2 separate regions of the Homo sapiens genome follow, and region 2 is linked to region 1. Evidence: read pairs that join two places in POLR2A ChIA-PET (ENCODE). Cell type or tissue: HepG2. All regions are shown on one strand. Links, peaks and the distances in the headings refer to the core of each region. The heading gives the core; the rest is flanking DNA. Region 1 overlaps CROCC2 (ciliary rootlet coiled-coil, rootletin family member 2). Region 2 holds the start of UICLM (up-regulated in colorectal cancer liver metastasis).

Evidence for each region. Peaks named below come from ENCODE experiments on the same cell type or tissue, not always from the same donor. Only the 100,000 strongest peaks of a DNase experiment are listed, where the experiment ranks them.
Region 2: POLR2A ChIA-PET joins it to region 1 with 10 read pairs; 3 of 35 experiments call an interaction of 5 or more read pairs at or near these places.

The regions. Positions count from the first base shown.
Region 1 is chr2:240,908,397-240,918,945 of GRCh38, forward strand. CROCC2 (ciliary rootlet coiled-coil, rootletin family member 2) reads left to right here. Exons shown (of 32, transcript NM_001351305.2): 2 at 10,330-10,480. Among named protein-coding and RNA genes, the nearest start is that of CROCC2, 7.3 kb to the left of the region's middle. In HepG2, for the core only: a CTCF peak has its summit at 6,152 (motif pointing right); a DNase peak (open chromatin) is centred at 6,131; H3K4me3 peaks cover 693 bases; H3K27me3 peaks cover 5,723 bases.
Region 2 is chr2:240,962,315-240,972,863 of GRCh38, forward strand. CROCC2 (ciliary rootlet coiled-coil, rootletin family member 2) reads left to right here. Exons shown (of 32, transcript NM_001351305.2): 21 at 1,242-1,459; 22 at 2,152-2,311; 23 at 3,067-3,204; 24 at 3,322-3,679; 25 at 3,911-4,095; 26 at 5,031-5,151; 27 at 5,815-5,948. UICLM (up-regulated in colorectal cancer liver metastasis) reads right to left here and starts at 5,137. Exons shown (of 9, transcript NR_033841.1): 1 at 5,013-5,137; 2 at 1,675-1,862; 3 at 950-1,432. RefSeq lists enhancers at 1-305, 306-1,156. In HepG2, for the core only: a CTCF peak has its summit at 6,992 (motif pointing right); DNase peaks (open chromatin) are centred at 5,160 and 7,037; H3K4me3 peaks cover 1,557 bases; H3K27me3 peaks cover 1,316 bases.

The sequences.
Region 1 (10,549 bases), core at 1,572-9,571:
TGAGCTCTACCTCCTCCACCTCGGGTGACCTCTACCTCCTCCACCTCGGGTGACCTCTACCTCCTCCACCTGGGGTGAGCTCTACCTCCTCCACCTGGGGTGAGCTCTACCTCCTCCACCTCAGGTGACCTCTACCTCCTCCACCTGGGGTGAGCTCTACCTCCTCCACCTGGCGTGAGCTCTACCTCCTCCACCTGGGGTGAGCTCTACCTCCTCCACCTCGGGTGACCTCTACCTCCTCCACCTGGGGTGAGCTCTACCTCCTCCACCTGGGGTGAGCTCTACCTCCTCCACCTGGGGTGACCTCTACCTCCTCCACCTCGGGTGACCTCTACCTCCTCCACCTGGGGTGAGCTCTACCTCCTCCACCTGGGGTGAGCTCTACCTCCTCCACCTCAGGTGACCTCTACCTCCTCCACCTGGGGTGAGCTCTACCTCCTCCACCTGGCGTGAGCTCTACCTCCTCCACCTGGGGTGAGCTCTACCTCCTCCACCTCGGGTGACCTCTACCTCCTCCACCTGGGGTGAGCTCTACCTCCTCCACCTGGGGTGAGCTCTACCTCCTCCACCTGGGGTGACCTCTACCTCCTCCACCTCGGGTGACCTCTACCTCCTCCACCTGGGGTGAGCTCTACCTCCTCCACCTGGGGTGAGCTCTACCTCCTCCACCTCAGGTGACCTCTACCTCCTCCACCTGGGGTGAGCTCTACCTCCTCCACCTGGCGTGAGCTCTACCTCCTCCACCTGGGGTGAGCTCTACCTCCTCCACCTCGGGTGACCTCTACCTCCTCCACCTGGGGTGAGCTCTACCTCCTCCACCTGGGGTGAGCTCTACCTCCTCCACCTGGCGTGAGCTCTACCTCCTCCACCTCGGGTGAGCTCTACCTCCTCCACCTCGGGTGACCTCTACCTCCTCCACCTGGGGTGAGCTCTACCTCCTCCACCTGGGGTGAGCTCTACCTCCTCCACCTCAGGTGACCTCTACCTCCTCCACCTGGAGCTCGGCCAGCTCTGCCTGGGTGTTGGCTCCATGAGTTCTGAGAGCAGGGCTGGTGAATGGAGGCTGGAGAGCCAGCACACTACGTTTGCAGGACACTTGCAGCCCTGTGAGGATTCTCATCCCCTCGGATGTCAGGAAAGCCGAGGCGTAAGGGTTGGAGGGAGCTGCTGTGGTTAGCGGCTGGTCTGAGGGGGAATCCCAGGCCGATGCTGACATCAGGCAGGGGCATGAGCACTGTGCAAATGTGGCTGAGAGATGCTTAGCTTTGTCTGCCCCCAAATTCCCACTGTCCCCAGGAAACTCATCTGGAGGCTACGCAGGCCCCAGTGAAGTCTGCTCTGCCCGCCCTGCTGACACCTGTTATTTTTGCTGTAGTGATTGAGATCTTGATGCCATTACCCCAGAGTGAGCAGGGAGCAGGCGGGTGCCAGACGCCCAGATCAGCTGTCCAGATGGGCAGCAGAACCGTAGGGACACTCCACCCTCCAGCTATAGCCTGGGAGACCATAGGGCCTGAGGAAGGCCGTGGCTTGAGGATGCAGGAGGCCCCCTGTGACCAGGGGTGGTGGCTCTGGACGGATGGCGAACATGCTCCCAGGCCCGGAGAAGCCTCTCTGACATCCCTCTTCCTCCGGCCACAGCTGCTCTCCCCTCCTTTGGAAGCCCCCCAGCAACCTCTGCACAGCACCCCAGAATGCCCCCACCCTGGAGCTGGAATTGGATGTAAAGGGGCAGGCTTGGAAACTCTCAACCTCTGTCCCTGGGGTGAGCAAGTCGGACTTGGGGAGTGCAAAGCCCCCTGAAATTGCCCGTGAAGTGGGGGGTATCTGTGACTGCCTTGAGGGGTGGGGGTGTGCCCTTCCTCGGAATCTCCAGCACCCAGACCCGCAGCTGATGGAGAAGCATGGCGCAGAGTCCCGGACGAGGAACCCAGCACAGAAAGCCCAGTCCCCTCAGAGCTGGGGGCTCCTCAGACTCCCGTTCCTTGGCTTGAATTTTGATTTGTGCTATTTTTCTAGGAAATTGTCCATTACATCCAAATTTTCAAGTTGTTGAAATTGGCAAAAGTTGTTCACAATATCTTCTTCCTGTCTTTTGGATGTCTGCAGGATCCGTGGGGTAACCAGCTGTCCCTCTTTGCTGAGGGGCTCGAGACAGGGGTTTCCCAGGACTCCAGACAGCCTTGGGTCTGGAACCCCAGTCCTGGGCACAGTGGGGAGGAAGTGGTTGCCCCGAAGTGGCATCCCCTTTCTCGTTTCTGATACTAGCCGCGTACCGGCTCATAGTATTCTTATCTTGTGTTTCATTAACCTACATATGCATTCTTCCTTTAACCTGCATATGCATTCTTCCTTCGCTTTCAGTTTCTCTGGGTTTGTTCTTCATCTCACTTCTGGAAATATGTGCTTGACTCATTGATTGTTCAGCCTTTTTAAAAATTTCTTTTTTTCTGGCCGGGTGCAGTGACTCACACCTGTAATCCCAGCACTTTGGGAGGCTAAGGCGGGCGGATCGCTTGAGGTCAGGAGTTTGAGACCAGCCTGGCCAACATGGTGAAACCCCGTCTCTACTGAAAATACAAAAATTAGCCAGGCATGATGGCAGGCGCCTGTAATCCCAGCTACTCAGGAGGCTGAGGCAGGAGAATCGCTTGAACCCAGGAGGTGGAGGTAACAGTGAGCCAAGATCGCACCACTGTACTCCAGCCTGGGAGACAGAGCGAGACCCTGTCTCAAAAAAAATAAAATAAATTTTTAAAAAAATTTTTCATTTTTCTTTAAATTGTGGGAAAATATACATAACATAAAACTGACCATTTTAACCATTTTTAGGAACAATTCTGTGGCACTAAGCACATTCGTAGCGTTGAGCAACCATCACCACCATCCACGTCCACAACTTTTTTTTTTTTTTTTTTTAGACAGAGTTGGTCTCTGTCGCCCAGGCTGGAGTGCAGTGGTGCGATCTCGGCTCACAGCAGCCTCCGCCCTCCCATCTTCAAGCAATTCTCGTGCTTTAGCCTCCCCAGTAACTGGGACTACAGGCACACGCCACCATGCCCAGTTATTTTTTGTATTTTCAGTGGAGACGAGGTTTCGCCACGGTAGCCAGGAGGGTCTCGAACTCCTGACCTCAAGCGATGTGCGCGCCTCAACCTCCCAAAGTGCTGGAATTACAGGTGTAAGCCGCCACGCCCGGCCCCAGAACTTTCATCTTCCCAAACTGAGACTCTGCCCCCATTCAACATTCACGCCCCATTCCCCCCTCTCCCAGCCCCCACCATCCTACTCTCTGTCTCTATGAACTTGGTGACTCTAGCAGCCTTGTCTAAGTGGATCAGATGGTATTTGTCCCTTCGTGGCGGGCTTATTTCACTGAGCATGACACCCTCGAGGTCCACCCATGTTGTAGCAGGCGCCAGCATTTCCTTGCTTTTTAAGGCTGAGTAATGTTCTACTCATAGAGGGACCACACTCTGTTTATTCATTCATCTCTGAATGGACGCCTGGGTAGCTTCTGCCTGCCGGCCGCTGTGAAAATGCTGCTGTGAACCTCGGAGTACAAATATTTCTTCGAGCCTCTGCTTTCAATTCTTTCGGGCAGATGCCCAGAAGTGGATGGCTGGGTCGCGCGGAGAGTCTACATTTAATTTTGTGGAGACCTGTCATGCTGTCTTCCGTAGTAACCGCACCGTCTTACCCTCCCGCTTCTTTTCCTCTCTGACGTACGCACTTCCCTCCAGGCAAGGTTTATCTGTCTGTACTGTTGTTACTCATACCACTTTTAACACCAAATGTGTGGGTTTTTCCTGACACCAGCCAATTCTCCACCTCCCTGGACACCAGCTAGCTGTCCTACAATTCAATCCAGTTCGGACCCTAACCATCCAGAGCGGGCACAGACCCACAGTTTAAGGACTCAGTCCCATAAAGCTGCCCCACCTCAGATGCCAATCACAAGTCCTGGGCCTCCCGTATTCTGTCTGACTGGCTATGAATTAGGGGTTCTTCCAACTCCCTGCTCAACTTGATAATTTGCTGGAACAGCTCACAGAACTCTGGAAGTGACTTTCCCATTTGATTACTGGTTTATTATAAAGGACACAACTCAGGACTAGCCGGAAGGAGAGGTGCCCAGGTCAAGGTACAGGGGGCAGGTACGGAGCCTCCAGGCCCCTGGGCACACCAACCACCCACAGCACTGCCTTGTATTCAGCAACCCAGCCTGCCCAGCCCTGTGGTTTAGGGTTTTTATGGAACCTTCATTAAGTAGGCAAAATTCATTAAATCACTGGCCGTTGGTGATCAGCTCCAGAGACAGCTCCTCTCCCCTCCCCAGATGTCAGGGTGTGGGGCTGAAAGCACCAACGTTCTAATCGTGCCGTGGTCTTTCTGGTAACCAGCCCCTACTTTGCGGCTATCCAGGGGCCCTGGCCATCAGTCGTCTCATAGGCCAACAGAAGACACGCTTATCACTCAGGAGATCCCAAGGGACCAAGTCTAGGGTCCCCACCACGGGACAGGAGCGGTGGATGGTTTCCAAGCAGCCAGGCCACGGTGCCCGTCGCTGAGCTCCGCACTGTCACAAGCAAGCCAGAGGCAGATGCTCAGCCCATCTCCCAATCTCCCAGGCCACATCCAGGCCCTGTCAGGCACAGCCAGGGCCACTGTGCTAACAACACGGGCCCATCCTCCCGCTCAGGAACCCCCACTAGCCCCGGGGTCCAAGGATCGTGTCCCACAATCCTCCACAGAACATTTGAGGCCCTCACGGTCTGGAGCCAGGTTCCTGCTCTGCCTCACTCACCCCCATCCCCACTGCCCCTCCCCCAGACCCTGCACAGACCCCTGGAGATGCACCCCCTCCACCTTTGCTTCCACAGCTCCCTCCACATGGACACAGTGCCCGGGCTCTCTAGCTGGTGGGCTCTTTCTTATCCCACCTCCCCCAGGAAGCCTGCGTGGGCGCCAGGGACACAGGGATAAACAGGAAAGACAGGGTCCTTGCCCTCCTCGAGTTCCTTGTTCTGAGTCATTTTGCCATTGGTGATTCGGACCTGAGGCAGTTCCAGCTGAGCTCTCAGTCTTCTGAGCAGGAGCAGTGCGCTGTGTCCGAGCCTGTCTGTGTGCCAAGCATTGTGTTGGTGGCATAGAAGGGAGTGAGAAGTTGTCTCTCCCCATCCACAATCCCTGCCTCAGTGCCTAGCCGGCCGGGGTCCTGCCTGCAGGGGTGGCCTAGATTTATCAACACCTGAGGAGCAAACTGACACCCACAGAGGCATGTTCCCGCTCCTGGGTGATGCCCAGGCCCAGAGTGTGCTCCACAAACACAGAGACTTAAACTGAGCAATTGCTGAAATACAGCATTTTGGAGGCCAGGTGTTATCCCAGGCACAGAGAAGCTCTTTTTCCTAAGGAAATGGAGCCTGGCAGGAGGCCACCCAGCCCAAGGCCCTCTCTGCGGCGGGCCGGGCTGCGGAAGGACGGCAAGCAGACGTCCGGTGGCTGGACTTGGCCGGAGGCCCTGTCCTCAGATGTGTTCTTCAAGCTGTGCCTGCTCCTGGCAAGGCCAGACTTCCCCGCCCAGGGATGCTGGGAGGGCCATGGAGGGCCCGGGAGAGAAAGGCAGCAGCCGCAGCATGGCTGGGCTCAGACACAGGAGGAAAGGGGCTGCCGCCCGGCCCGGAAGCTGCTTGGTTCCCTGCCCTTTGCTCAGGCTGGGAAGGGGGCACACAGGGGAGGAGAACTGCAGTGGAGCCAAGTCCAGACACCGCCGCTGGGAAGGCTCATCAGTGACCACCCTTGTGCGCGAGTGGGGGCCCAAGGCTGGGGTCCCAGTCCTAACGCTGCTGCTGAGCAGGTGCTCTTGAGCAAGTCTCAGAGGTGCCAAGCCTCACCCTCCTCACCCATTAAGGCGGAGGCCAGAAGCCTCCAATGCAGGCCAGGACAATGGATGTGAAAACGTTTGCAAGTGGAGAGCGTGGAGAACCCTGCGGGCCGATGCTGGCGCGCGCCTTCACTCTCGTGGACACACATCTTTCATTTTCCACTGAGCACTGGTCCGAGATGCCGTCCAAACCCCCAGCCCCAGCCTCCGTTCTACAAGAGCAGGACCTGGCAGCCCCCTGCAGCGCTCCTCGCGGCCACACGGGGGCACTGTTGGAGCTCAGGGAAGGGACCCTCCACCCTCTGGCTGGGAGCTGCCTCCATCCCACCCCTCACTCAGGAGGTTCGCCCTCCACCCCACCCTTCACTCGGGGGTCCACCCCTCAATGAGGGTGACCCAGGCTGACCGAGGAGCCTGCTGGTGGGTGGGCGGGGGTCCCGATGGACGTGCTCCCCCTCCCGCCCCCAGCTCAGGCAGCTGTCCAAGCAGGACGGGACGACGGGGTGGTGGGGCTGCTGAGGGCTGGTGGGGCCAGTGACCCTTGGGTCTGAGCTTCAGCAGGCCCCTGACCGTCCCTGCTTCAGATGGCTTTGACGAGGGTGTGGGGGATTTCCCTCCAAGTCTTCTGACCCCTGACAGCATCTCCAAGGTGATGCCCCAGGCGCAGGGATGGGAATCAGCGCAAGAGCGTGGCCTCCAGATAAAGCCAAGACTCGGGTTTTTCGGTGCAGACCTACAGTCCCTGCGCCCTCCCTGCAGGCGGAAGCCTTTTGCAGGCAGTATGGGCTGGCAGGTGCGCTGTGGCTCCACCCCACCCCAGTGGAGAGCTGGGGTCGTGTCCCTGGCCTCAGTTTCCCCATCTGCAGCATGATGATAAGGTGACCTCCCGGCCCCCCATTCCAGGGTCTTGGCCAAGGCCCTGGAATGGGGAAGGGGTGTAAGAGGAGAGGCCCTGGTAGCAGCCCTGAAACCCCCGGTCCCCAGCAAGTGCCAAAGTGCAGGTGGGACCCTGGATCCACACGAGGGTTCTGATTCCATCAGAGTGTGGGAGGTCATTTGCCTCCAGGCAAGATTCCAGCAGCTTGCATTTCCCAGGGGCTGGTGGCCAGTTGGGGGCAGGCAGCTGAGGCCACACGTGGTCCATCCACTGCACCCTCACAGAGCCTCAGCCCCTGGCCCTGGGATCCAGGAGGGCCTGGATGGCCAACGCTCCCATTTCACAGATGGGGACATGAGGTGGGGGGTAACACCCACGGTCTCTGTTTATTGGTGGCATAGCAAGGACCCCAGTCCAACTCTTTTAGAGGGGAGCCCTGCTCTAACCCTGTGGAGGCAGAGATATGGGGAGCCCACATTTCCCCCAAGGTTTGGCTGTCCCTCTCCACACAACCAAATGGGGTGGCGCAGCAGTGAGGACCCGCTGGCTCTCCCTGCTGGGCCACCCCCCTCAGGGCCAGGATCGGGTTGAGTGGGCCAGCTACCCCTAGCGTAGCTCCACTCAGGGGCTGTGACCTCCCTGGGGTCTTTAATGCAGGTTGAGCTGAAGAAGGTGCTGGGGGCAGGAGGAAGAGATAGGGGCCGGGCTCAGCTGTGAGTCTGGGGCCTTAGGGGAAAGTGACCTCCAGCCCTGGTGTTCCCTCCCACTGCGAGGCCTTCTAGAATACAAGCCTCCAGCGGACGCTGGGCCACAGCCTGGGCCCACCCCGCAGAGGCCCCGGGCGGGAAACGGGCAGGCCCAGAAGGACCCACAGGTCGCGGAGGGGACGCCCTGCCTGTACCCGCCGGCGCAGGTGGCAGCGCAGAGTCCCTGGGAGGGGCCTGGGGAGTGGGCGGTGCCGACCCTCAGGACCACCCTGGAGCCGTGGGGAAGGAAGCAGCATCGGCGGGGTCCTAAGCGCTTAGGCTGGCGGCACAGGCCTCCGGACACGCCGACCTCCACCTTCCCTTCCTTCCCCTCCTCTCCCATCCCTGCCTCTCCCCTGCTTGCTCCTTCCCTCAGCCCTTCTCTCCTCCGGGTGGTTCCATGGGGGCGGCGCTGCCCTCACACTCCAAAGTCGCGCCCACTCTACGCCCCCTGCGCCCCCCTCTGCGTCCCCCTGCGCCCCCCTGCTCGCCCCCTCCTTCCCCGGTGCCCCCCGCCCACCTGCACGACCCCTGCGTCCCCCGCCCCCCCCATGCGCTCCCCCCGTGCCCCCGCGCCCCCGCGCCCCCTGCGCTCCCCGCTCCCCCCGTGTCCCCCTGAACGCCCCCTGCGCTCCCCCCGCGCTCCCCGCGCCCCCCTCCGGCTCCAGCTGGGCCGCGGCCTATTGCAGGCACCCGTCCACAGATGGAACCCATTACGCCCCAGCGCCTCTCGGGACGTCCCGCTAATAAGTGACCCTCTGTAAATGTTAGGAATGAGTCAAGTTTACTCCGCGCTGCAGCCTTCCCGTTAGCGGGTGGCGCCGCCGATGCCCGGGGGAGCGCAGGGCGGGAGCTGCTGAGCAGGCGGAGGGAGGGCGGGGCAGAGCCCTTCCCAGTCTGGGGGATTGAGCGGAGCATGACGGTCTCTGATCAAGGAGCCTGGGGTGCCTCTTGCCACCCTGCTGGGCCTCCGTTCTCCGCTGTGCAAAATAAGGGGTTTAGAACAGAATGGCTGAGCCCCTTCCAGCAGCTCTCCTCCTGGTTGGTGGTCTTGGCACCTGGGTCCCAGCTGGGCCCAGGAGGAGGAGCAGGGACTTCCCTCCCCCTCCCCCACTGGGCTGCTGCTCCCAAGGGGGGCCCATTACTCCCTCCAGAAGAAGAGGCAATGGGGGAACCTGCAGTGAAGGCGCCTCCCAAGACCTCCCAGGGGACTGAGAGACAGACCCTGGTGCACGGGCTGTCGGGAGGACGGGCGGGCTGGCCCCAGACCTCAGCTGATAGTGGGGAGGCGTTTGCTGAGTGGCTGCCCTTTGCAGGGCAGCAGAGTCGGAATAGGGCCTCTCCAGGCGCCATGCTGAGCCTGGGTCTGCGGTGACTCTCCAACCCCGGCGAGGGGGGCCGCGATCTTTGGGGTGCAGATGGAGGAGGAGGCCTGTGTCCAGGGAGCATCCGGGATAGCCAGACAGCATGCACCAGGTGCAGGAGGCCTGGCTGGGGTTGGGAGGAGGGTGGGGGAGCAGGGCACAGCCACCAGCCCAGGCCTGAGGTCAGAGTCCGGGGACGCAAGCAGGGTCTCAGGGAGGGCCAAGAGATGGGAGGCAGGAGGCAGCCAGGTGGTCACCCACGTGGACCCTGGTCAGGAGGAAAATCCAGGAGGCACAAGGTGGGGGAGCTGCCCTGCGGACCCCAGGGAGAGGGGTCCTCTGTGCTGGCGTGGGAGCCAGGCAAGGAGGACTTGGGTGGACTCTGGCGTGCCATGCTGGAGAGCCCTAGGAGTGGACATCCCCTCCCAGCTTCCCCTGGCAAGCATCCAGTCACCCTTTAGTAGTTAATTCACTGCCTGAAATTCAGATATCCTTAAGGCAGCAGGCCGGGGACAGCTGTGGCCTTGCGTATTCCTGCGGGATCCTGCCTGGGCTTCTGCTGGTTTGGCACAGGCGGCCTGTGTGTCCTGCCCACAGTCGGTAATCTATTTCACCTGGCAGGAGTCCCCTGCCCTGGGGTCCCGGCCCTCCCCAAGCTGTGCCCCTGCCCGGCAAAATGCCATTAGAGCCCAAGACCCTCAAAACCAGGCTGGGGTACCCAGGACACCCAGGCACTCCTGGGGCAGAAGGGCAGCCATTCAGCAAACACCTCCTGAGTGTGAGCCCAGGTCCTGGGCCTTCCTGCCCACTTCTGGGCCTATTGGAGCCTCTTCCCTGGCAGTCGGCTTTCATGAAGGACCCACCTGGGTCCCGATGGACCGAGCCTGTGGAGGGGCAGTGGGCAGCTGAGCAGAGAAGGATGGGTTCAGCCTCAGCCCTCTGACCCATCCTCAGCCCCCACCCCCCAACAAACACACACAAACACACTGGGCTCTGTGACTGCTGCGTGGGATCTAGGTCCCTCCTCTGGCCCCACCGTGCAAACAAGCTGTGAGACCACCTGCTCCAGGTGGGCGAGGATGTTGGGTTTCTTGTGGAGCAGAGGCAAAGGAACCTGCCTGTCAGCATCCCCTAGGGAACTGGCAACCGCTTAGCCAGCGCTCAGCCCAGCCCCCACCAAGACAGGGCAGAGCCCCAAGCGCAGTACCTGCTCCTGCTGACCTCGGCTGGGTGTGGTCCTCCTCTCCAGAACCTGGGGACAGGCGCAGCCCCACTCCGCAGGTGCAGAACCAAGGCATGCGCCTGAGTGACCTGCCCAGCCTCACCCTGTCCTCTCCAGGGCACTCTGCTGCCTTGGGGTGGCCCTGTGGCGGCTCCCATTCAGTGGGATCGTAGAGGGTGCCTGGCAGCTGTTGGGGGCTGCCATCTCCAGGTATCTCTGGGGGTGTCTTTCAGAGACTGGAGGACACCATCCTGAGTCCCACAGCCAGCAGGGAAGACCGGGCGCTGACCGTGCGTGGGGAAGGCCGGCAGGCCTCGCCCACCCCCGTGCCCACCCGCATCCGTGAGATCGTGGCCGGCAGCCTGAGTGAGGAGCCACCCCAAGGTGATGGTGTGGGGGACAGTCCTGGGCCCGGGGCTGGCCAAGGTGACGGCGTGGGGGACAGTCCTGGGC
Region 2 (10,549 bases), core at 1,449-9,448, 54 kb after region 1:
GGCAGGCCCTCCCCTGCATTTGTTTTGCTTGTTTTCATCTCCTCTGCGCTGGGAAATGAAAACAGTTTCTTTTATGATGCATGGGCCCTTTTGCTGGTCCTTGACCTTCTGGGCGGGTTTCTGCTGAGCTCGGCGGAAAATGCTCAGCACGGTCATGGCTCCCACGTGTGGGGGTGGAGGGGAGCGGAGGGGAGGCTCTGGCCCTTCCCAAAAACAGAACAACAATAACAGCGGCAGCCTCGGGAGCCAGGCCGGTCGGGGGCCTGGACAATATCCCGTGAAAACAGCCAGAAAGAGGGGTTTGCTTTTGTCAAGCCAGCGACTTGACATCGCGGAGTCTTTGTGGCTTCCATCTCTGGGCATGCCCCGCTGGCTACCTCCGCCTCCTCCTCTGGGACACACGAGAGCCGGAATGGAGCCTTCTCCAGGGTTTCTGGTCAGGCCCAGAGCTCAGACCTGGGAGGCAGGAGACTGGGCGCCAGGGCCGAGCCCCAGCAAGTCCCCACCCCCAGAGCGTAGGTGCTGGGGAGGGCCTTCCTGCCAGGCTGCAACTGTCCTCCGGACCCCACCCCTGGGTTCTCCCGGGCACTGTGAGATGCCTGGTGTCCGGAGCGGGAAACCAAGACCCTCCTCCCACTGCCCCCCCATTGCCAGAGATCCTCCTCCCACTGCCTCCCATGCCAACGGGGGAAGGAAGGCCAAGGGAGTGGGTGAGCCCCCACTGTGGCAGAGTCACTGTGCCGGGGTCACTGGGCCAGGGTCACTGTGCCAGGGTCAGGCCCAGCCTGCCTGCTGAGGCTGCTGCCCACACTAGGACAGGCAGCGGCCTGGGCACCACACTGTCACCTAAGGAGAGGACTAGACGCCGGGGGCAGGAGGTGGGAAGGGCCCCAGGCAGTGACAGTGCAGACACGTGTGCTGAGCCGCATCCCAGGTAGGCCTTGCTTACCAGTGGTCAGCGTCCTGGGGGTCCAGAGAGGCCGCAGCGTGGGGCCGGGCCCAGGGGCTCAAGGTGGGGTCTTCTGGGCTCTTAGGCTGGCCCTGCCTCAGCCCGTGGAAGCCGCCCTGCAGCCTCCGCAGCACTAGGGATTGGTGGCTCCATGGGGTGAGCAAAGCGCATGGGGACCAAGTTGGGCAGGGCACCTGTGCCTGCCACACCATGTCAGAGGCCACAGGCCCCTGTGGCTATCCCTGGAGCAGTGGTCCCCAGCGGGCCTCTAGAGCTGAATGGTCCTCCCCAGGCTGAGAGGCTGCGGGCACAGCTGACCGTGGCCCAGGAGGGACTGGCCGCACTGCGCCAGGAGCTGCAGGGCGTCGAGGAGAGCCGGGAGGGGCTGCACAGGGAGGCCCAGGAGGCCCGCCGGGCGCTGAGTGACGAGGCCCGCGAGAAGGACGTACTGTTGCTTTTCAACAGCGAGCTGCGGGCCACCATCTGCAGGGCCGAACAGGAGAAGGCCAGGTATGGCGGCCACCCAGGAGCAGCTGGGGGTGCCCTGCAGCCTGCTGCCCACCCAGGCCGTAGGGAGGATGGGGCAAGGGGGCTAGGCAGGGGCGTCCTGTTGACTTGGGCCCCACTGATGGTGGGGTAGACATGCCAAGCAGGCCTCCCGCTGCCCAGTCCAAGAGGTCTGCAATGCTGGCCAGTGCGAGGGATGGCTGAGGACATGGACACACCTGTCCCTGCCCACAGGGAGTTCCCATCCAGCAGGCAAGATAGGTCACAGGTGGCCTCCAGGAGGTGGTGCAGAGCTGGGGAGCAGAGGGAGGCCAACGGCCTGGCTGGGGCTCTAGAAAGGCCCCTGTGGGGCAGCTGGGCAGGATGGCACAGCCCTCACAGCAGGTGGCAGAGGTACCAGGCTAGGCTGGATGTTGAGCGTCCGGGAGTGTGACAGAGAGGGGGAGACAGGGAGGGATGAGGTGAGGAGGGGCTGAAGAGGTGGATAGTGGACAGGGGCCATGCGGCCGGCACCGGGACCTGGGTGGACATATGTCTGTAAGGTGACAGGGAACCCTGCAGAGGCTGAGTTTGAGGACACTGTGCAGAGTCAAGACTGGGGCCAGTGCCTCACTAGGGGAGGCAGAGACCTGCTGGGCAGCTGTGCTGGCCCCACCAGGAGGTGCGGGGGCCCCAGCCTGTGGCACCCTCGTCAGTTTTAAGCGGTCCAAGGAGGAGAAGGAGCAGAAGCTGCTCATCCTGGAGGAGGCCCAGGCGGCGTTGCAGCAGGAGGCCAGTGCACTGCGGGCCCACCTGTGGGAGCTGGAGCAGGCAGGGGGGGACGCCCGTCAGGAGCTCCGGGAACTCCACAGACAGGTAGGGCGGCAGGGAGGGGTCAACATCCAACCAGGCACCCTCCCGCCTGGTGGGTCCCGGCTCCTCCCAGGGGAGCCCCCAGCCCTGGCCTTGCTGCCGCCTTTGAACCACTCTGTCCCCAGACTTTGGGCCACGCCCTGCTCAGGCTCACAGGGTCCCTGGTTGGGTCTGTCCCCATGGGGCACAGATGACAAGACTGGAGAGGGCAAAACCAGGAATGCTTTAGCGAGGAGGAAGGGAACCATGCCCAGCAGCACACGGAAGTATCCTACATGCAACACCTTCCGGCATGCACAGCAGCACACGGAAGTATCCTACATGCAACACCTTCCGGTGGCGCTCGGGAACTCAGGCAGGCTAGAGGGGAGGCCTGGCCTCTGCAGGGCAGGGTGCTGGCAAGCCGGGTCCCCCCAAGGCCTGGCTCCCTCCTGTAATGGCGGCCTCGGGGCAGTTGGGTCCAATGCACCCCAGCCACTGCCCACACTCCCTAATCAGTGCCCACCCCGCCCCACCTGAGCCTCCTCCTTGTCCCAGGTCCTCCAAGGAGGTTCCGAGGAGGTCCCAGGTAGGTGTCTACAGAGTGGCTGAGGGTGACAACTCCCAGGGCAAGGTCCTTTGGGGCACCTTAGCCCAAGCCTCCCTAAGTGTGGCCAGCTGCCCTCAAGGGACGTGTGAGCGGAGGCAGGAGGCAGGGAGGCTGCCTGGGTTCCAGCACAGAGACCAGTGACCCTGTCCGTGCGGCCCCACGCTCCCAGGTGAGGACACTGAAGGCCGAGAACCAGAGGAGGAGTGGAGAGGCCCATGAGCTGCAGGCGCAGTGCTCGCAGGAGGTGCTGGAGCTGCGGAGGCAGGCAGCCAAGGCAGAGGCCAAGCACGAGGGTGCCCGGAAGGAGGTGGGAGGGCTGCCTGTGGTCAGAAGGGAAGGAGCTGGGCGTCGGGGAGCAGAGGGAGGAGGCCCACCCCACTTCCTCACTGTCTCCCACGGGCGCACCCCAACATCCCTCCTACAGGTCCTGGGATTGCAGAGGAAGTTGGCAGAGGTGGAGGCCGCAGGGGAGGCCCATGGACAGCGGCTCCAGGAGCACCTCCGTGAGAGCCGGGGGGCTGAGCAGACCCTCCGAGCAGAGCTGCACAGTGTCACCAGGAAGCTGCAGGAAGCCAGTGGTGTGGCTGATGCTCTCCAGGCTCGCCTGGACCAGGCCTGTCACCGAATCCACAGCCTGGAGCAGGAGCTGGCCCAGGCTGAGGGTGCAAGGCAGGATGCGGAGGCCCAGCTGGGCCGGCTGTGCTCCACGCTCCGCCGTGGCCTGGGGCTCCAGAGACAGAGCCCGTGGGCCTCCCCGGAGCAGCCTGGTTCCCCCACCAAAGGTCAGAGTCCTCAGTGGAGGCAGGCGGGCCCCTCTCCCAGCTCAGTCCCTGGCCTGGCACCTCTCTTTCAGGCCTCACAACTCACACAGTGAGGGACTCGGACAGGCAATTGTAGGAACCTGTGGCCGTCTCCCCAACCTCCCATGGCTGGGGCAGCAGAGAGGAAAGGGGAAGGGCGTGTATCTGTCACTGTGTTCCTGTCCACGACCCCTCCGCTGTCACCTCCCGCAGGCTCCGACAGCTCCCAGGCTCTCCCTGGGCAACAGGGTACCAGCCCCCCAGCCAGGCCCCACTCGCCCCTCCGATGGCCCTCGCCCACACCCGGAGGCCGCAGCTCAGAGCTCATGGATGTGGCCACCGTGCAGGACATCCTGCGGGACTTTGTGCAGAAGCTCCGGGAAGCCCAGCGGGAGCGGGTAATGGGGGCTGGGGTCCTCCCGCCCACGGCGGCACCCCCCGGGGGTCTCTGGGAAGAACACCTGCTGTCCATCCATCCGCGCGTCCCTGGGTCTGAGGGTCAGTGTCCAGGCCGTCCTGTTTGTTGTGATAAACACCAGCACCACCATGGCCCCCAAGCCCAAGTGCCTTGGGTGGCTGGAGGCCGCCCCCTTCCTTATACCAGGCTGAAAAGCCCCTGGAGCCAGGCCCTGCTGTGACACCCACCAGGGCCCAGGGTAGGGCATTCTGCAACTCATGCCACCCCTGAAGAGCTGCCGGGGCTGGGCAACTGCAGGACAGAGCCAGCAAGCTCCCCTCAATGCTCCCAAAGACCCCTCCGGTGGGGCCAAGCTCCCCAGTGGCTGCTCCTGGCTTCAGGGCTCCCACAGAACCACCCGTGAGCGGCCCCCTCCCACCTCGCTGGATGACTCCAGTGGGCAGGACTGTGGGAAAGACAGAGGCAGGCCCTGAGCCCTGGCCAGGGTCCTCTGTGCACACTCCTTCCCTTCGGGCCCACCCTCCCACCGCTGCCAGCCCCAGGGGGCAGGGTCCCGTCTGCACTCAGCCCCAAGTCCCGCCAGGGGCAGCCCCTACCGGTCCCCCTGACCACAGGCTGTGGGCCGCCACCTGCCAGCTCTCCCACACCACACCTGTGCTTGAAACCTGGACCCTTTAGGCCGAGTCTCACTGGGCGCCTCCACCTCCCCAGGCCTGCAGGTCAGCGCAGCTTCCCAGTGTGATCACCTTCCCCGCACCTTCCCCGAGCCCACGGCCCACACCACCCACTGCCCTGCCCTGCACACCTGCAGGCCAGACCGTGAGCGGCCCCAGCTGGCCCCGACCCTCTAGCAGACACCTTGGCCCTCCACCCGCCCATTGGACTGCCCCCGCTGACCTCAGTCCTTCTGCCCAGGATGACTCCCGCATCCAGATGGCGACCCTGAGCAGCCGGCTGAGCGAGGCAGAGTGCAGGTGTGCCCGGGCCCAGAGCCGCGTGGGGCAGCTGCAGAAAGCCCTGGCTGAGGCGGAAGAAGGTGACCTCCCTTGCCCTGCCCCGCCCACCCTGGGAGTGGCTGTGAGAGTGGCACCACCATGTCCCCACTGCTGCCGGCTATAAGCTTTCAGTCCCTGGGGCAGCTCGGTGGGAAGGGAGCCTGGGGGCAACACCCAAACCACCAGGCCTGGCGAGGCTGGGTCAGCGCTTGGCATCGGAGTTCTCAGCAGCGACTTCCCCAGCACAGAGGAGTGACGTCCACAGGCCCATCAGGGCCCTCCCGATCCGGCCCCCAGCATCCTCTGCCCCCCTGCCCCACCCTGGCCTCCTGCAGTTCCCACTGGGGGCCTTTGCCCTGGCTGTGCCCTCTGCCTGGCACCCTCTCCCCCAGACAGCCACACGGCTCTCCCCGGGCAGGCCCTGCCCCTCGTCACCCCCTCAGAGAGGCCCCTTCCTTCTGCCCCCCACTGCCTCACACTCACGAGTTTCTCTGCTTATTGCCCCTCAATTAAAGGAAAGAGGCAGGAGGGAAGGATGGGTGGGAAGCCGGGACCCTGGGGCAGCCCCAGGACCCTTGAGCTGCAAGGATGGACCCCCACCTCCACGTGGGAGCCAGTCACTCAAGTCCACAGAGCCCTGCATTGCCTGCCTGTGACCTGGGAGGGGCATGGGGGCCCCTCAAGCCACCCTGCTTGCCCCACAGGCCAGCGCCGGGTGGAGGGCGCGCTGAGCAGCGCCCGGGCAGCACGTGCCCTGCAGAAGGAGGCGCTCCGCAGGCTGGAGTTGGAGCACCTGGCGAGCGTGCGTGCGGCAGGCCAGGAGAAGCGGCGGCTGCAGGTGGGGCAGGCGGCAGGGTGGGTCCCAGGTGGGGCACAAGAACAAGGCCTCTCGGTCACCCTCACACCCTGCAGGGAGGCCACAGGGCCGGGAGGTGGGAGAGAGGGGTCTGCAAGGGCTTCTGTGGGTGTTCGGGGCTGGAGCCAGCCCGGTGGGGCCCTGGGGCAGAGGTGCAGGCTGGGCTGTGGCAGGCGGCTTTGGGGTCATCGGGACTGGGGTCGTCCTTAGCAGAGCTGTCCTTACGGTGGTTCTAGCCCTTGTTTTACAGGTTGGGGAAACTGAGGACTTGGCCCTGGGGGCACAGCGAGTGGGGGGCAGAGCCCCAAGTCTAGGCCCTTTCTTCTTGCTGAGGCCACAGCGGCAGGCATGGGGCGGCCCTGGCCCAGCCTTGGGGCTCTTTATAGGGTCACACTGTCCTGCTCCAAGACCACTTTTCATTCCATGTGGCTCAGACACAGAAGGGGCCTCTCAGGAAGGGCTGAAGTCAGTGTCCCTACATGCCAGGCTTTGTGCTGGGGAGGTGCCCGCTGGGTCTGAGGTTTTCAGGTGAGGAGCCTGGGCCTGGAAATGGAACGGCCAGGCAGTGGTGGATGGAGGCCTGGCCCAGGCCTTGGTCCTCAGTGCTGGTGGGGAGCCCCAGGCCCAGCCAGCCCAGCCCCACAGGTCCAAGCAGCCCCCGGGGTGTCCTGAGATCCTCTTGTCAGGACTGGGCCAGGGGACAACTGTTCCGCTCCAGAGAGCTCCCTTGCAGGCCCCAGGGGCCAGAGAACAGCGTGCCTGGCTGAGGCTCCCCAGGGCAACTGCCCCCAGGCGTCCCTCAACCCATTCTGGAAAGAGGGGGCCAGCACAGTGCAGAGGAGACAGGGCACAGAGACCGGGGAGCCACTCCTCTCCAAGTGTCCCTCCAATGAGGGAGGCCTGGGTGAGCCATCAGGAGGGACGGCCTTGCAGGTTGGCAGAAAGGCCCCAAGGGCAGCCGGCCAGGCCTGTGCTGTTCCACGCGGGGCTCAGCCCCGGAGCCTGGTGGCCCTCAGAGGCCACCAGAGGGCTGTCAGCACTCAGACTAGCAGGCAGGCTCTGAGTTCCCAGTAGGCCCTGAGCCTCTGAGGAGGTGGCTTCTGCAGGGGAGAGGGGAGGGGGCAGAGAGCAGAGGCCAGGCTGCAGAGAGAGCAAGGTCCTCATTAGCCAGCAGTTTGGAAATTTCTGTTTTGGAAAGACCCTTCTGGTGACAGCTGCTGGGGCAGTAAGACTAGAGACGTCTGTGGAAAGACCCAGGCGGCCTGGCCAGGGATGGGGTCAGGACTTGTGAGATGCCCAGGAGATGGGGGCACCTGAGAAGTCAGGGGACCTGGAGCGGGCTGAGTTGGGCCAAGTTTCATTTTATGTGTATAGTCACATGTATGTCTCCCACATGCATGCAGAAATAACGTGCTCTGCTCACAGGTTACACATTTTGAAAGAGACCTTCTATTTTATTTTATTTTTTGAGATGGAGTCTCATTCTGTCACCCAGGCTGGAGTGCAGTGGCACCATCTTGGCTCACAGCAACCTCCGCCTCCCAGGTTCAAGTGATTCTCCTGCCTCAGCTTCCCAAGTAGTCGGGATTACAGGCACCCGCCAATACACCTAATTTTTTTGTATTTTTAGTAGAGACAGGTTTCACACCATGTTGGCCAGACTGGTCTTGAACTCCTGACCTTAAATGATCTGCCTGCCTCAGCTTCCCAAAGTGCTGGGATTACAGGTGTGAGCCACCGTGCCCAGTTCTGAAATACACCTTTTAAATCAACCTTTACAAATGCATTATTCAAATAGGCCACATTTGATCCAGTTCCTGAATTTATCAAAACTAAGGATGATGTGTTGAATTTTCCCACTACAATTCTTTTTGTCAATGTCTCCTTTTATTTCCAAGGGTATTTGACTTCTAGATTTCTTGACTCTTCGAATTTGAAGTTTCTCGGTTAACTTTTCCTGAGTGGCCTGCATGTCCTGTGACTGCTGTTTGTCTTCCTCTTGGCCTCTGCTTTTTTGGTGTTTGTGGTTTCAGCCTTCATTTCATCAGCCTGGCTCTGGTTTCAATCTCACCTTAGAGTCTCTGCCTCTTCTGGGGGAATTTGTCCCATGTAGAAGTTTTGTGGTAACCCATGCTCTGTTTTTCCTTAGGTTGTTCATAGGACACTTTCTCCTTTCCGTGTGTCTTTCCTGCCTGTCCTGTCTTGCATGGCAGGGATGATTTATTCATCCTCTTTTCCCTTAGCATTTGCATCCAGGGCATCTTATGGCTGGGCCAGGACAGCGCCCTGCCCCCTCCAGGGGCCGAGGGTCTTGTCCCTTCCCTTCCCAGCTGCACTGCTTCCACCTGCGCCCTAGGAGCTAAGACTTTTGCTCCTTAGAATTTCCTGCTCTGGACAATCCCCTCTTCCAAACCTGCTCCCCAGGGGGGCTCTGGGCTCTCCTGCCTGTAGGTTGAACTTCTCTTGGTGTCTGTGGACCCCAGGGCTCTCTACCCACAGCAGCCCACACCTGGTGCACTACTTTTTGCAACAAATTACTGATGACTTAACCCCACTTTTGAGCCCCCAGTCCCATAGGTGAGAAGCCTGGCATGGTGTGACTGGCGTCTCCCCTCTGGGTCTCACAGTCATGGGGTAGGCTGGGCCACCCGAGGCCACGGGGAAGAGTCCTCCTCTGGGTTCATCCAGGTGCTTCTGGGGGCATCCGGGCTCATCCCAGCGTGGCGAGTCCAGCTCTTTGCGTTGTCGGGCTGAGCCTCATTTCTGTGCGGTCGGCCAAGGGCTCCCCACTCCTAGCCAGGGGCTTCCTTGGCTGTGCCACAGTGTGGCAGCAGCACCTGCACCCCACGCCCCCCATCTCCACGTGCCTCACACCTCATGGCTCCCTTCTGCCGACACCCGAGGGTGTGCGTGAGTGGGTGAGACCCACCTGGGTGGTCACCCTTTGCTTAACTCAGAGTCAACTCTTCACATCCACAAAGTCCCCTGGCCATGAATCCAACGTAATCACAGGATAACGTCAGGGCCAGAGCTCACAGGGCCCTCTGAGGGCTCTGCCTGCCACGTGGGTCCGAGCAACATGTTACCAGCTTTGGTGAACTCCATGCCGCTGGTTTGATGGGTGGGGCCGCTCATGGCATCTCTCCTGGAGGGGCCTGGCTTTCATTCGATTCCAGGCTCCTTGTTTGCCTCTGACCTTGAGTTCAGATGGGTTCAAGAAATGTGCGGATTCCCTGGGTTCTTTGTGTTTTTCTTGTCAGTGCTCTTTCCAGAGTGGCAGCCAGAGGCCTCCTTGTTTTTGAAATTCAAAAATGTCACCAAAATGTGGGCGTGTCGGCCCCTTTCATTATTTTTACCTACCCCGGCAAACCCTCCCTACTTGCAGAATCAAATCTACCTTCTGTTTACAGAGGTTCCTTCCACTGTAAAAAAAACATCTCTTCTCCTTCTCCCTCTTCTCTGTTCTTTTGTCCTGGAATTCTCAGCATCCCAATACTGATCCCCTGGACCTGTCCTCCTGGCTTCAATCTTGAATTTCTCCTTGTCATCTCGGTTTTCCCCAAGGTCCCAGGAGAATTTCAGGTCTTACTCCTACTCAGCTAATCTCAGGATCTGCCGCATCTCGTCTGCTGCTCCTGTCCCCACGGTGGCCTCGTTCGGCCTGAGTTTTCATTTTGGATTGTCCACCTCAAGACCCCTGCCCTGTCCTCACCTTGAGAACACTAGTTACCATCTTCTGGTGTGTGTCAGTAGCTCACTTCTCTGTTTAATTAGAGACTCTCAGATCTGATTCCTCAGATCGACTTTATTTTCTCAAACCCCAGTGGATACTAGTTTTGTGATTTTTTTCCTTTGCGTGTCTTTAAAGAAAGGAGTTCTGGCCTCGTTTGAAGTTGGGAGTGGAGAGGAACCCATCAGGGACTTTATGTGTCCCCATCCAAATATTTCAGGCTCAAAAGAAAGGCAGAGAGAAGGGTTCCAAGATCCTGCAGCCACAGGGAGCCATGGGGAATATGGGGAGCCAGCAGTGGAGTTCTGGCCCTCCCGGAGCTGTTCTGTTCCTGAAGTGGGCGGGGTGGGAGCGGCGCTCTCCGGTGCACGGTCACGGTGCGGTCCTCCACCTCCCCAGCTGCTTGCCTCACAGGGATGGAGGGCTCCCCGGGTCCCCCAGCCACAGCAACCCTCTTCCCTGAGGTCCTGGTAGTACAGAGTTGCCTCCCCAACACCCCTGCAGCTCCCTCCAGCCCTCGCCCTTCTGAGTCAGGGTATGGGGACATGGGGGTCCAACTTTGGGTCTCCACAATGAGTGCAGAGGACGTCTCTGACATTGACCAGACCTTTGTCTGTATGCATTTTTCTGCTTGGTCTAGAATTTGCTCAACTTTTTTAGTGAAATGTGCTAAAATCTATCATTATGGTGTCAACGTTTTCTTACAATTCTGGCAATTATTATTTCACCCATTTTTAGGCCAAGTTGGTCTCATCTGCCCTCGGGAGTCCTCCAAGTCCCTGGTCTCCAGCTCTGAGGAAAGTTTTTCCCAACTTTTTGTAATCTATGAGTCATTGTGATAGGTTTCTGGATT